2 separate regions of the Mus musculus genome follow, and region 1 is linked to region 2. The links are chromatin loops, found by intact Hi-C in ENCODE. Cell type or tissue: heart. All regions are shown on one strand. Each heading gives the region's core, and the rest is flanking DNA. Links, peaks and the distances in the headings are about the cores only.

Region 1 (7,893 bases), core at 1,424-6,423, 480 kb before region 2:
GTTTGTCCATACTATAGTGGTATACTGAAACATCGTTTAAAATATTGTGATGTAAAGCTAAAAGGTGCTTGGCTGATTCATTATCACTTTTTTGTTCTTTTTAAAAGACCATTATTATTTGTTCTTCCCCTAGGTCCCAAGGCTATCTGGTCTCTTACACCCTGTGGAGAGGGCCTTAAATCAAATCAGTTATTGGCTGGTTACTCCCACAAGCTGTGTGCCACCATGACTCTAGCACATGGTACAAGTGTTTGGCTGATCCCTACGTTCTTGAGATACAGGACAATAAAGGAGGAACAATGTGCTCCCTGACATTTGGAAGAGCAGCTGGATTTAAATTTACATTGAAACCCCAGTTCTCAATGATGACATGTAGAGATGGGATGTTTGGGAAGTGCCTAGGGCTAGGTCAGGTCAGGTCTCAAGATGGGGTTAACACCCAAGGAAGATGAAGCACTAGAGACTTCCCTCACCATCATGTGAGGAGTCGGTCAGGTGCAAGCTAGGAAGAAGTCTCTTCTAGAACCCAAACACGGCCATCACAATCTTCTTCCCTGATAGAATAGAAAAATGTGAAGTTTAGACATTTAGTCTTTGTCTATTGTTTATTCTTATAGCAGCTGGAATTAATACAAGCATCCTCAATAAAAGGTTGTGTGCACAGGCCATTAAGCTAAAATGAAGGATGGTAGGAAGGCTCAGTGGGTAAAAGTACTTGCTGCCAAGCCTGATGACTTGAGTCTGATTCCAGACCACACAGAGTGGAAGGCACACACTTCCCAGCCAGTAGTCCTTTGAAACTCAAACGCACGTTCATTGTATCATATACAACACATGCCACATAATATAAAGGTCAAAATACTGTTTATAGATCAGTGGTTTGTAACTCGCTTCCGTAAGAGATGTTTGGCAGGATCTGGACACTTGATCCGTCTTCTGGTGTTGGAGAACGTCTTCTGGAAACACTTCTGCTTCTCACTCTTTGAGACAGGATCTCACCCTGTTTTCCAGGCAGGCCTGGTCTCTTGCTTCCCTCCCAAGCACTGGAGTCACAGGCGTGTGAGACATCATACAGCTCGGGAGACATTTCTGGTTAGAATCAGGCGGATGCGGTTAAATATCCTAGAACGTTCGTATCCCCACGAATAAGAGTGACTCCCCCAAAAATGTGGGGAGTGCCCAGGTCCAGAGCTTGCTGCAGACTATCAGCTGCTCTACCCATCATTTCCAGGGCCTGGGGATGTAGCTCACTTGGTAGAGAACTTACTTAGCATACAGGGAGCCTTGAAGTCAAATCCCAGCACTTCATATACACAGGGCACGATGGCGCATGCTGCAGTCCCAATATTTGCAAGGTAGAGGCAGGACCATCAGGAGGATAAGGCCATCTTTGGCTACATGAGTTAAAGGTTAGATTGGGATACTTGAGACCCTAGCTTGAAAGCGAAAAACAAAACAAAACAAAACAAAACAAAAAACAAAACCCCCAAATCAAAACTCTACAGCTTTTCTCTGTTTTTGTTTTGTTTGTGTGTGTGTGTGTGTGTGTGTGTGTTTCACATTTGGAACCTGTTAGTTTTTGTGTGTCAACTTGACACAAGCTGGAGTTATCATAGAGAAAGGAGCCTCCCTCAAGGAAATGCCTCCATGCGATCTAGCTGTAAGGCATTTTCTCAATTATTGTGATCAAGGGGGGAGGGCCCATTGTGGGTGGTGCCATCCCTGGACTGGTAGTCTTGGGTTCTATAAGAAAGCAAACTGAGCAAGCCAGGGGAAGCAAGCCAGTAAGCAGCATCCTCCATGGCCTCTGCATCAGCTCCTGCCTCCAAGTTCCTGCCCTGTGTGAGTTCCTGTCCTGACTTCCTTTGGTGATAAACAAAAGAGCAATGTGGAAGTGTAAGCTGAATAAACCCTTTCCTCCCCAACTTGCTTCTTGGCCATGATGTTTTGTGCAGGAATACAAACCCTGACTAAGACAGAAAGGAAGAACCAAGCCAGGGAAGCACAGCCTTTTAAAAACAACAAACTCCACCAGTTAGTTTACCAGCACTAAGAGCTGTGTGCGCCCACAATTTCCTCATCAGACTCACAGGTTAGGTGTGAGTGACCAGATGAGGTGTTCTCACGGGTCTAGATGACTAAGCAATAAACTCTCACCATACAATCATACCAGTCTAAGGTATTCCTATGAAAACACAATTTTATACAAACCCTCAGGGGTGTCTCAGGGTGCCCTCTCTTCCCTCTTACTCTCTTCCTGGCTTTTCATTCTCTGTCAGTATTATTAAACGAAGCGCCTTGGGTTGATAAATGCAGGGATCTTGCCTTTTCCCTCCCACACAATCACCCTTCAAAGAAACGTCTTGCCTGGAGTTATTTTATTTAATTTATTTATGTAATACAGTGTAGAAAGCTATCATGGCATAAGCAATGATTCTGTACAATCATCCTGCAGAAAATTAATTTTTGGAGAATTCTTGGTAATTGGAGACCAGCAGAACACTCCCTCCCCCCACCCGTAAAAGTGCTTATGATGAACAGGGATAATTTTTTTTTAATTTTTTTTTATCAAAGATCCAAAGATACATGGACAAAAAAAATGTTCAAATTCTCAATGCCTAATGTGTGCACATAAAACAGGCACAAAGAAATCAATGTGTATCCTCTTATTCCTATATCACAAAGAGAGCAGAAGCAGCAATCTGTACAGTAAGATGCAGTCATGGAAAAAGAATTTTCTAAGTCATTTGGAATACTTAAAAAAATGTTCAAAATGCATAGTGATCAGGAAAAGAATACGTAGGAGAAGCAGCTAGACGCCCACGTTCACAAGAAGCATCCCCCATCGATTTTTAAAGCATATTTCAAGTAGGAGTTTTTTCCGGGCCACAAACCACAAGAATAATATACAACGGGCTAAGGGGCTATGTATGTGATAAATAATTAGGAGAGAATCTATTCATGCACTAGTTTGATACAGCTAATTTTTTTTTTTACAGTACACAAAACCCATGAATCATGTAATGTAGAGACCAGAATGTAAAGAGAGAAAGCGAGAATACATTACTGATTTGTATATTAATTCAAGTTCAGGCATCTACTTGTGTTACAGCACAGCTGTCAAAAGCCGAGGGTGAGTAAATAAACGGAAGGGTTTGTTTCTTTCCACGTTATTTTATAAATGAACACCGATGGGTAGTGAAGCAATGGTTTCGCTGTCCAAGTTCAGAGGCCGCTGCTGTGGCGCGGGTGGGGCTTAGTTCTGCATTTGCTCAAAGAACTTGTAAGTTGGATTCTCATATCCGTTCTGCTGCATCTTGGAGAGATGGCGCTCCTCTGGGGTCACGGCGGCGTCGACCTAGAAAGCAGGTACAGAGATCCGGGTTTAAAATAGACCGAGGACTTTAAAGGAGCACAGTACTCGTAGGCAGTAACAGGACACGGTGTGCAGTTCTTTTCTTTGCCCCCAAAGTACTTAACAACCGTGATTTATCAGCTTTAGCCCCAACTTCTGACACCACGTGGCAGAGCCAATGGCTTACGCCGATGCTGCATCTGGCCACTAGGTGGTGCTGAAATTCTTGAGGCGAGTACTCGGGTCTGCACAGGGCACATTGGCTGAAACAGCCAGCACTGGAGTTTGTGGGATGGTGAAGGAGAAAGAACATCTCACAAAGCCGCACTGTGAATGACTGTGAGTGACGCTTAGATCTGTGCAGAATATAACACTCCGCTTTGTGGGGCCCCAGGTATCTGCTGCCATTTCGAAGTACATTTATCTCTGTAGAAATGTTAATGAGAGTTTTGAGAGCCTATTAAATAAAAGATACACACACACACACACATGTATGTATATGTCTTTTATTATATATATACATATATATATATATATATATGTATATATATACACACATACACATATAAAAGGGGTATAAATAAAGGTAACATATATGGATGTATGTGTGTGTCTGTGTGTGTGTGAGTGTATGTATATAAAAGGTGTATTACCAGGGGTAGGGTATAGGGGACTTTTGGGATAGCATTTGAAGTGTAAATGAAAAAATTATCTAATAAAAATTTGAAAAAAGGGGGGTATTACTTGACACAAAAAGGGAAACTGTATAGACACACTATCCTAATTATACATACATACATACATACATACATACATACATACATACATATCTGTCTGTCTGTCGATCCATCCTTCCATCCACTCATCCATCCATCCACCCACCTACCCATTCATCCTACACATACAGGATTTGTAGTCCTGGGGGTTGCATTCAGGCCTCATTTCCGCCAGGCCAGAGCTCTACAGCAGGCTTCAGCTGTAAGATCAGGTCGGCACGGTAAACATAATCTGCCTCAGCCATTGTCACGGAGAGCCGGGCAGGTGTTAGTCTCTGCAGACTGTGCGGGGCACACATCTCTCTACAGTAGCTAATGGCTTTTCTTGTTTCTATATTTGTCCTACCTCTCCCAGTGAGGAGAAGAGGAGGTGCTTGCTTGAGTCTGCTGGATTAATATGAGCTCCAAGCCTCTGTAAAGCCGCGTTGGAAGACGAGAGGACTCTGTCCGTATGCACATAGCATAAACCATGTTTCCCACAGAAAAGTTAAGGTGTGTTCTATGGGATTCATTTCACAGGGATATTTCTTATTCTGTCCTGGACTGAATGGAGCTTGCAGCCTCATTTTTCAGAGGTCTCTAGTTCCCATTGCTGAGCACTGTCAAATGATGTCTGGCAATTCCCCAGCTTTCTCTTTGTCTCTGTCCCCTGCCCCCACCCCGCCTACTGCCAGTGTGGCACAGTTCAGACCCTGCACAACTGTCTTACTGTTATGGTGGCTCCTAAAACAACAAGGGGGGGGCAGATATGCATGGTGCCAGTGCTGCCCTACCTACCAGGTGATGGACAGACATGTGGTATGATACACATAGATCATATGATACACACAGATCACGCCTAGTCCCACCTAAGGAGTAATTCAGGTGGAGAGCCTTGTAGAGATGAATTCCTTCATGGCCATTGGGTGTGACCCCACTTCAGAGAACTAGTTAGTCCTTTTTAGGCTGGGCACGAGACAGACTTCAGGACAGACTTCAGGACACAGTCAAAGGCAGTGGGAATAGGAGCTGCCCTGCCCTTAGGTCCTGGGACATTTCCTTCTGCTCATCCGCCCTGACTCCTCCCATCTGCACGAGGTGGGATCCAGATGGGAGCTGCTCGCATCTTCCCTCCTGTGAGAGTTGCCTGCAGTCCAGTCTCCAGGTCACTCCAGTAAGGGCCTGGGTGTTTTCCTCTTATACCAAGGCCTACCCAGGAGCTAGCACTCAGAGAACACTGCTCAGCATCACTGCCCCTTGGGAGAAACACACAGGTGTTTTTCCCATCTCCTCCTGTTTGCTGTGATCTGCTCTGCTGTCAACAAATGAGGTCACCTCGATTTAATTGGCGACAGGCTTGCAAGCTAAAATGCCTTCTCTCTACAGATTAACTCCCCAAAGTGAGAGCATTCAGTCACCCTCCTGTTCGGCTTGCTAGAGACAAGCCTGTCTGCAATCCTGTGCCACTTGAACCTGGCCATTTTCTCCACTCTCTAGGACCCCATAACTGAAATGTCAAATAAGGGAATTAAAAAAATAAATAAATAAACTTGCTTTGGAGATCAAGCATGTAGCTGCTGTTTCTTAGTGTGTCTATACCTCGAGGAGGGGCAGCGGCTCTCGAGCTGCCTGCCAACAGTCTTCTGCATTTTCCAAGAACAGCAGAGCACCTTCGTGTTTAGTACTGTTATTTAGTTTTCTGACTTCAAACTCCAAAATAAATGCTCAAGGGAGCCCCACCGGAGATCCAAGGCTCCGAGAGCGGACTCAGTCCGGGCATCTCAATTCCCTGTCTTTTCTTGGTTTGCTTTGCGTGCTAATCCTCCATGCCCTTTGCTGCTGGGAAGCAGAAGGGGTTCACGATTCCTGCCATGGGGACAGCTTAGCCCTCAGTGTTCACAGGGCTCTGGGCTTCCGAATAGATTGCTTTTAAAGGCACCCGAGGAGAAGAGTCCAAATGGCATCTTTTAATCCCCAATCGTCTTGAATTCTGGAAGTGAATATTCATGTCTGGGGAGAAACCTCCGGCTAAACAAAGAACAAGGATGAGCCTTCCTCCTAGCAAGGGCCCTCAAAGCTACCTCGAGGACTGTGCCAATCCCTCTGTGACCACTGTGTGCCTCTAGCAACAGACTGAAATTGTGGGCATGTTCAGGAGGCAATACTCAAGGGCCATGATAGCTGTTACTAAAGTAGGAAGCCTTCCTGGCAGAATGAACCTTTGGCATCATGTTAAGCAAATCGTTAAATTAATATTTACTTCTTAGGTATTAAAAATCCAAACCACAAGGAGTTACAAAGTTTGGAGCTGAGACGAAAGGATGGACCATCTAGAGACTGCCATATCCAGAGATCTACCCCATAATCAGCTTCCAAACGCTGACACCATTGCATACACTAGCAAGATTTTATCGAAAGGACCCAGATGTAGCTGTCTCTTGTGAGACTATGCCGGGGCCTAGCAAACACAGAAGTGGATGCTCACAGTCAGCTATTGGATGGATCACAGGGCCCCCAATGGAGGAGCTAGAGAAAGTACCCAAGGAGCTAAAGAGATCTGCAACCCTGTAGGTGCAACATTATGAACTATCCAGTACCCCGGAGCTCTTGACTCTAGCTGCATGTGTATCAAAAGATGGCCTAGTCGGCCATCACTGGAAAGAGAGGCCCATTGGACTTGCAAACTTTATATGCCCCAGTACAGGGGAATGCCAGGGCCAAAAAAATGGGAATGGGTGGGTAGGGAAGTGGGGGGGAGGGTAAGGGAGACTTTTGGGATAGCATTGGAAATGTAATTGAGGAAAATATGTAATAAAAAATATTTAAAAAATCCAAACCAACTGCTCATGCCTGATGGCTATTTACTGTATCAAAAATAATAATAAATGATAATAATAATAATAGCCACTAGGCTTCTTTGAATGCCCACATTTCCCTCCACAGTTTTCCTAGGCTTGCTACTTTGTGACCCATGGGAGTCTTTCATTGTGAGGACAAGAGATACTCAGGAGACACATGCTTCCACCATGCCCAGGTGATGGAAAAATACAAAGACGTGGCCTTGAGTGACCGGGACACTCGGTCCATTCGTTGCCCCTTTTTGTTCTTACTGACATGAATGAGGTCTGCTCATCCATGAAGGAAATGAAGTAGAGCCGGGAATAGTGTCATTTCCACGTACGTGCAGCGTTTCTTCAGCACACACAGGAGATGGGTTCCAAAACCAAAGAGGAAGGGTGCTTAAGTTCTTTGCTTAATAACGCATGGTATCTGCATATGACCTACACACATTCTCCCCTATACAGCATGGCTACGCACCCCCAGATGACTGTGACATATAATTCCAAATACAATCTAAATGCAAATGGTTGTCATAGTGATTATTTATGGAATAATCTGTTCATGCTCAGGTGCATTATTTTCCCTAAATACTTTTGATCAGTTGGGGCGGGGCGGGGGTGGGGAGCTCAACCTGTGGCTGTGGAGACACTGTGGCCGAGTGTGTGCAGCGCTCCAAAGTCAGGCAGGAGAGGGTGACATCCACCCTGCGCATTCCCGAGGTACTCAAAGATGAAGGGCTTGCTGAAGCCCATGGCAGCGTGCTTCAATACTGACACCCCAGGCTGAAGAGTAGCTCTCGGTGGCCTAGTTCTACCACTCCAGCTAAATGACACCTCCCCAAGGGCAGGGTACAGGCACAGCAGTACAAGTGAGTTCTATTTCAACCCTCTGTCCCAGTGTGGACTCAATACGGAGCTGGACCAAGCCTCGTCACGGACAGAA
Region 2 (7,893 bases), core at 1,426-6,425:
AGGAAGTTGTCAAGTGTGGAGAGAATTAACTTCTGTTTATTGGGCAGTCGAACGGCACCCATCTATCTTATAAGACAGCTTGGAAGTTGGGTAAGGGAGCTAACTTCTGATTGAGAGTCTCCTTTGGAGTTTCATGTCGAGAAGTGATGGGGTCGGGGGAACTGAATTATTTTTATCACATTCACTAACAAAGAAAAACCTTTACCTCACTTTCCAGCAATCCTTCTGATAGGGCTATTTTTGAAATCCCTTTCTCTATGGCTTTTTAGAAGCCAGAGCCCAAGCGAAGCACAGCTTGATCCTGAACTTGATGTGTGATGGTTTTTCAGAAACTGGGCCAAGAGTTATTCCTTGAAATATGTGACTGTAGCCAGACTAAGGCCCTCTCTTATGGTAGAATAAGACCCTGCTTGGGGCCGGATCTGGGTCAAATGTTGGCTGATGACACACTGACTTCATTATTTTATTCTATTTATTTATTTATTTATTTTTGTCATGAGCAGCTCCTGTGAACATACAGTGACAAAAGCTAGAGCAACACATGCAGTTATTTCTCCACAGGAGTCCCTAGCAGTGGGTTCTCCCATTTCATCTTTCCTTGATTCCCACATGAAGACAAAAGGACAAAGGAGTTTTCATGTGGAGCTAGCCTCATGGGTAGATGTCCTGTAATAATTATTAGGGAGTAGACAATGGATACACCTGAGCACTTGTGATATTCTTACATTGTATGGATCCTCTCCATTGATAAAAAGTAATAAGATCAGACAGTGTACCTTATTATACAATAATCAGAGCAGACAACACCCAGAGAAGAGTCTATTGTGTATGTGTGTATTCCGCACCCCCCCCCCCATTTTATTTTTGGAGAACTTCATACATGAACACTCCATCCATATCACTCCTGCCCTCCAACTCCTACTGTGACCCCCCCTATTCCCCATCTCTTCCTTAATTTTCATTGTACATATATATGTGTATATACTATCTACTGATTTTATTTAATACTGCTCATCTGTATATGTGTCCAGGGATGACCACATACACAAACACGTGATTAGACAGCATATGAAGGAGCTAATCAATGGAGGGAACTGATTTGCCTTCTTTCAGGAACCATTGGCTACCTGTAATTCTTTGTCTACTGGTGAGACCATTTAAGAAAATGGATCATATGATCATTGGGGCTGCCAAGTATAAAATGTGCCTTCAGCTGCAAGAGGTTGAAAACTCAGCCAGGTTTCCTTGTGGATATCTTAGAATTTTTTTTTTCCTCAGGAGTCCTTGGTGTTTGCCTCTATATCTTCGACTGATCAGGCGAGGCCCACCCACACAATGAAGTATGGACTGATTTACTTTCAGTCAATTCATTATAAATGCCCATCCTACAAACAGATACTTCCAGAGTAGCATAGACTAGTGCTTAAGCAGACAAACAGGCTCCACAAATAGACCAACGTGATACAAAATAAATATCAGATGGCTGGATAGGGTCAGCCAGGCCTATAATTCCATCACTTCAATTCCAGAAGAGCCTGAGAAACATAGCCAGAAAAAAATAAAATCACAGATAGCTGTTGGAAGTACAAGCAAAACTATAATCCACACTCTTTAGCTTACATCTCACAGATAGATAAACTAAGGCTCTGGGAAATTCTGTTACTTCTGTAAGGTTCTACAGCATCTCGGAGGTTTAAGAGAGATTTGATTTCATCTATAATTACTCTGAAGAACCCAGTGTGTTTTACACCTCACATCAGACTGATGCATATGTACGCAGCCACTCATTCAGCTCTTGCCTGCTTTCTACTAATCCCTGCAGAGCTCATGCCAGAATAGAGGACCCCTGTCCCAGACACCCTTTTGTTGCTACAGGCATCTGAATGGTGAGGTTGTGCTACAGGGCATGGGCCAACTGAGCCAGAGAGGAAGGTAGCTATTGCAGATAACAAAACGTTCAAATTTTGTTCCTGTCCTGGGTTGATGATTTGAATAAGTTTGACTGGAGTGGATTGGTGTGTTTGAATGCTTGGCCATAGGGGTGGCACCATTAAAAGGTGTGACCTTGTTGGAGGAAGCATGTCACCATGTAGGTAGTCTCCTTATGCTCAGGATCTGCCCAGTGTGGAAAGTCGTCTCCTACTGTTGCCTTTGGATCAAGAAGTAGAACTCTTGGCTCCTTCAGCACTGTTTCTGCCTGAATGCTACCATTCTTCCTGCCGTGATGATAATGGATTTAACCATTGAGATGATAAGCCAGGCCCAACTGAATGTTTGCCTCTGTAAGTGATGCCTTGGTCATGTCTCCTCCCAGCAATAAAACCCAAACTGAGACAGGTTCTAATTTTATAAAAGTCCTGTGACAAAGATGAACACAGTTCAAGGGATAGCTGAGGCTGAGTCCTGTATGTGCTGAGCCTGAGAGAAAAAGTGATACCCACAGCAAAGTATCACAACAGTTCACACTAACTATGTATCTGGGAGGAGTGGACTAGAGCAATTGGAAGCACTTTTGTCTAGTGGGTCTTATAACCTTGGTATAACATCCAGGCTGCTTGCCCAAGTCCCTCAGCAACAGTGCAAATGTACAGTTCTGACCCCATTGTCCATAGTGGCTTTCCCAAGTCTTTATGAGCTCTCAAGGAATCTTAGGCTTCTGCTTCCTTGGCTGCTGTTGTATAAACTGTAGACCTACTACCAGTCATTTTTGCTGGTGTTATGATCACTGGGCAGGGCAGCAGTGCACAGTCAACAGAACTTTCCAGTTTTGCTTTATAAATGCTCAAATATATACACAAAGGATATTAAATATCTCACAATCCATGTTTTCATGAAATAAGGGGGCAAAGTTATATCTTGATTGTAAGAGACAACTGGTTAAAAATATTCGACTCAGACATTCATAAGAAACACAGACTTATTGGCCCTCACTTTGATCTTATCTGACATGAATTGTATTATCCCCATCTGCCACTCACACTATGAAGGGAACCAACTGTGTGTTTCTATTTCAGAGCAAACTGACCACCATCGAGCAGAAGCTCAGGTAGAACCACAGACAGAGGCCAGACGCACTCAACCCCAGGCTGCTGACGTTTCGGAGACTAAAGCCTAACAAAATGTCTTTTTTTCTTCCCCCCTCCCTCTTCTCTCCCCCTTTCTTCCTTCTTCATTTCTTTTTGCCTCAGAATATATGGAATCCATGCCTTACACACACTGGGCAAGTAGCTCTATGACAGAGCTACCTCCTCAGTTCCCCTTAAGATTTTTTAAAAAATGAAAACACACAAAACACTTTTTTGAAACTAGTCTTAGGCATTGGAATTTTAATGCTGGATGATGTACGTATGTACACACACACACACACACACACACACACACACACATGCCTTCCCTACCAGCATATACTCTTCTCTTTCTATTTATCAAGCAAATCTGTGAGAACAAGGGTAAATAAATGGAAGTCCATTAGCATTTGAAGGACAATTCACAAATGCTAAGGATTACATTTTCCAATTTTGTCATCTGAACTGAACACATTACTAGTAATAGATTCATATCTATCTATCTATCTATCTATCTATCTATCTATCTATCTATCTATCTATCTATCTATCTATCTATCATCTATGTGGTAGTTTGAATATGCCTGGTTCATGGGGAATGGCACTATTAGGAACTACTAGGAGGTGTGGCCTTGGAGGAATTGTATCATTGTGGGGATTGACTTTCAGGTCCTATGCTCAGGCTCTGCCCAGTGTGGAAGAGAGCCCCCTACTGGAGGCCCGTGGAAGACAGTCTCTCCTGGTTGCCTTTGGATTAAGATGTCTTACTCTCAGCTTCTGCAGGACCATGTCTACTCGCACACTGCCATGCTTCATGTCATGATGATAATGGACTGAACCTCTGAAACTGTAAGCCAGTCCCTATTAAATGTTGTCTTTTTAAGAGTTGTCTAGGTCATGGTGTCTCTTTACAACAATAGAAACCCTAACTAAAGCAATCTGTCATCTATCTATCTATCTATCTGTCATCTATCTATCTATCTATCTATCTATCTATCTATCTATCTATCTATCTATCTATCATCTATCTATCTATCTATCATCTATCTATCTATCTATCTATCTATCTATCTATCTATCTATCATCTATCTGTCTATCACCTATTATCTAACATCTATCTTTCTGTCTATCTATCATCTACATATTATCTATCTATCTATCTATCTATCTATCTATCTATCTATTAGGTATCCATCAATCTACTTATTTACCATCATCTATCTTCTACTTATTTCACTTGTTTCAATATTCTCCATTGATATTTTTTCCATTTCCCACACAGTAAACTTTTAAGTCCTTGCCATTCTGATGTTGTATTGTTCTTCATTTTGTTCCATTTATTCTTCACCAGTATAAAAGTTTTCTTGCTCTTCTTTAAATGAGCTCACTGTGTCCCTGCCTCAGGCCTGAGCACGTGCTGCTCTCTCTTCCTCTGGGCTCTTGCACCCCATGCCTCCTCCTCACCTTTAGTTCTCTGCTTAATGATTACAGCAGTGAAAGTCTCCACAGTTTCCTTTGAAACATAACCTGCTGCTCTTTACAATGAACCCATTCTCCTTTCTTCATCCTTGCTTTTTGATCCTCAGAGATTTTTCACAATAGATGTAATGCTTTTTCTTTTATCTTTCATCCTTCTTATTAGAATGAAGTGCTAAGGAGTTTTGCTCTCTGAGGGATCCACAGAGCCTGCAAGACACAGGTGACATACACAAGATTCTCAGTCAGGACTTGTTGAATGAACCAAAGAATGTTGGTAAAGATTGGTTTACGTAGTACTTGAAGCTCTTCTTTGTTTGCTCAACTGATAGTTTAGTTCAATTTATTTACTTACTGGTGTGTGTGTGTGAATGTGTGTGTGTGTGTGTGTGTGTGTGTGTGTATGTGTGAATCGAGTAGCAAAGCATGAGTGGGCTTATCAGAGCCAATGTTGGGAAGTCGGTTTTCCTCTACCATCTTGTGGGATCTGGAGATTAAACTTAACTCACTAGGATCAGGCTTGACAGCAGGCATTATTATTACCTACTGAGGTATCTTGCTGGTCTGGTTTCAACCTCTGTACATCTTTTGTAAACTGTAAAATAGATAATCCCTTGGTAAAAGTAAGCATCCATCCACCCACAACAACCAGCAACACGCTATCGCTTTATAATCAACAGATAACATGAGCAACACAGAAAGTGTCATTATTCACTGATGGTAAACAATAACAAGAGAAGAACTGTCAGGTTTAGAACATGGTGCTAAAGTAAATAAAACAGCATTTTGCCATTAGGGTCTTGGAAGTGTATGTACATGGATCCTCTTCATCCATGATACATGTATGTGTCTTAGTACATTTTCTGATCAAAATGTCTAAGGGGGAATCAGATGTGGAAGAGCTGGGAATAGAAGACTGGGAAAGCAAATGGAAATCAGTGGGAGTGGGGGTAGGAAGACATCTCTAGGACATGCCAGCGATCTGGAATGGAGGGAAGCTCCAGGGAGTCTATAAGGGTGACTCTAGCTGAGACCCCTAGCGATGGACGATATAGAACCTAAAGTGGCCACCTTCTGTGGCCTGTCAGAACTTCTAGTGTAGGAATAAGGACATCAACCCACCCAACAAAATTTCTACCCAGAATTTGTTCTACCTACAAGCAGAGCAGGGACAATGGTGGCACAGAGACTGAGGGAATGGCCAACCAATGACTGGCACAGCGTGAAATCTGGGGGGGGGGGGGAGCTCAAGAACTGATCCCTGGCAATATTAATGATACTTTGTTAGGCTTGAATATAGGAGTCTAGCATGACTGTCCTCACCCAACAGCCGACTGAAACAGATGAAAAGACCCACAACTAAACATTAGACAGAGCTCAGGGAGCTCTCGTGAAAGACTTGGGAGAAAGACTGAAGAACTGGAAGAATATGGACTCCATAAGAAGACCAGCAGAGTTAATAACCTGGACCCTTTGGGGCTCCCAGAAACCAAACCACCAACCAAAGCCAGCATGGACTAGATCTAGACCTCCCATACAGATGAAGTAGATATACATCTTGGTCTTTATGTGGGTCCCCCAACAACTGGAGCATTGGCTTACCCTAACTCTGTTGTCTGCCTGTGGATCCTGGTACCCTAACTTGGCTGTTTTGTCTGGCCTCAGAGGGAGAGGATGTATCTAGTCATCCAATGGCTTGAGGTGCCAGAGGGAGTTGGAACCTAGTAGGGACCTCATTATTCTCAGAGGTGAAGGGGAAGGTGGGGTAGGGGAAGAGGACATCTGAGTGATGAACTGGAAGGAGAGAGGGGGTTTGATTGTGTTGTAAAATTAATGGAAAGAAAGAAATGAAGTTTATTTGGCTTACATTCTGGTAGCTCTGCCGTCTAAACAATGTGGAATTGATTGCCTCTTGACTGAATCACAAGATGGAAAAGACTTTGAGAAAGGGGAGCTAGCTGCCTGCAGAGCAGTCTATGTATGGTCCAGATACCCCAATAACAACCCACTCAAAAGGTGAAGCTTGATTCTGTGAGACTAGCTTTAGCATCTTCTGAGTATAGAAGATGCCCAGAGAACACCTTCCTTCCTACTAGGTCCCAGCTCTCAGATCACTAACCACTAACACCCCAACTCCAGGTTTTTGCCACTCTTACTTTGGAGACAATGGTTTGAAACTGCATTGTTTTATCTGTATGTAATAACTGGCCTAATTGCTCAGTTATATGCTGTAACCCTCCCTCCCATTCAACTCTATATAATAAACAGGTCTTCACAGCACTTCCTGTAACTGAACTTGAATGAACTGTTTAGTGATTATTCTGTAGACTGCTCTATTTCTGTGAGTCAAAATACCATGACTAGTTTTTTGTTGTTGTTTTTGTTGTTGTTGCTGCTGCTGCTGCTGCTGCTGCTGCTGCTGCTGCTGCTGCTGTAACTCTGGTCACAAGGTCCAGTACAAAGAAAGCTCTGGATTAAAATTAAAAGACATGAAATAAGAAGAAAGTCCAGGATCTTGGAGAAGGTATCTGCAGATGTCCAAGGCTTACTTTTTGGAAACTTTATAGGAAGAGGCCATTATCTTGTGTGGAATCCACTAATTTTATTTTGAGATTTATTCCCAGAGATGTCACTTTACCAATTGATTTATTTTACTAAATTTCATTTTTTGTTCTTCCTAATGTAAGTAGAAATGTGGCTTTTAATATTTTAATTTTAATACCGTCTTACAGTTACAGGACCTAATTCACTTAAACCCATTCCCAAAAGCATCCATCAAATCTGGTATCAGGAAACAGCACCGCTGTGCTGGAATTTCCCCTAACAAAGATCCAAAAATATTCTATATCAGCTATGCATAATCCAACACCTTAGTTATCCACACATTGCAAGTTCCTTCTCACCAACAATAAAATATAGCCTTTCTTGGAGTAGAATGTAGGTTGCTATTAGGTTAAAAATATATCCTGGGTTGAACAATGGGTATTTTGCCTATGTCCCTGCGAGGCAGTGGCATGTAACAGTGACTTGGGTAAGACATAGTTGTCACTGTAAAACTACAGCAAGAGAGGCCAAAGCTCCACGAGTGGTATTTTCACCACTTATCCACCAATCCCTGAAGCTCGAAGAAGAGAGTAGAGCTTGGACCTTTCCCCTACTCCTTTGCTCTCCAGATTACCCCAGCCAGAGAAGCACATTATTGCTGAAGGCATCCATTAAGGTTGTTACACATTGGTAACATTTCGAAAGTAGTGATACCCTAGGAGTTACATGGTAATCTTTGGGTTATCTTCATGGTATCTTCAGAAGGCAAATCTTGGAGAAAACCACCCCTGCTCTGTGGTACCTGGA

Evidence for each region. A loop is a pair of places that touch in the nucleus more often than their neighbours do. Peaks named below come from ENCODE experiments on the same cell type or tissue, not always from the same donor. Only the 100,000 strongest peaks of a DNase experiment are listed, where the experiment ranks them.
Region 1: a loop joins it to region 2, with 7 times the contacts of the local background. A loop is called at or near these places in 8 of 42 quality-filtered maps.

What each region holds. Positions count from the first base shown.
Region 1 is chr16:84,952,075-84,959,967 of GRCm38, forward strand. It overlaps App (amyloid beta (A4) precursor protein), which reads right to left. Exons shown (of 18, transcript NM_001198823.1): 18 at 2,362-3,358. The coding sequence ends at 3,257. Among named protein-coding and RNA genes, the nearest start is that of Gm10791, 16 kb to the right of the region's middle. In heart, for the core only: no CTCF peak of the experiment used is centred there; DNase peaks (open chromatin) are centred at 3,567 and 5,317; H3K4me3 peaks cover 287 bases; H3K27ac peaks cover 251 bases.
Region 2 is chr16:85,431,856-85,439,748 of GRCm38, forward strand. No RefSeq gene overlaps it. Among named protein-coding and RNA genes, the nearest start is that of Gm41483, 110 kb to the left of the region's middle. In heart, for the core only: a CTCF peak has its summit at 3,786 (motif pointing left); no DNase peak of the experiment used is centred there.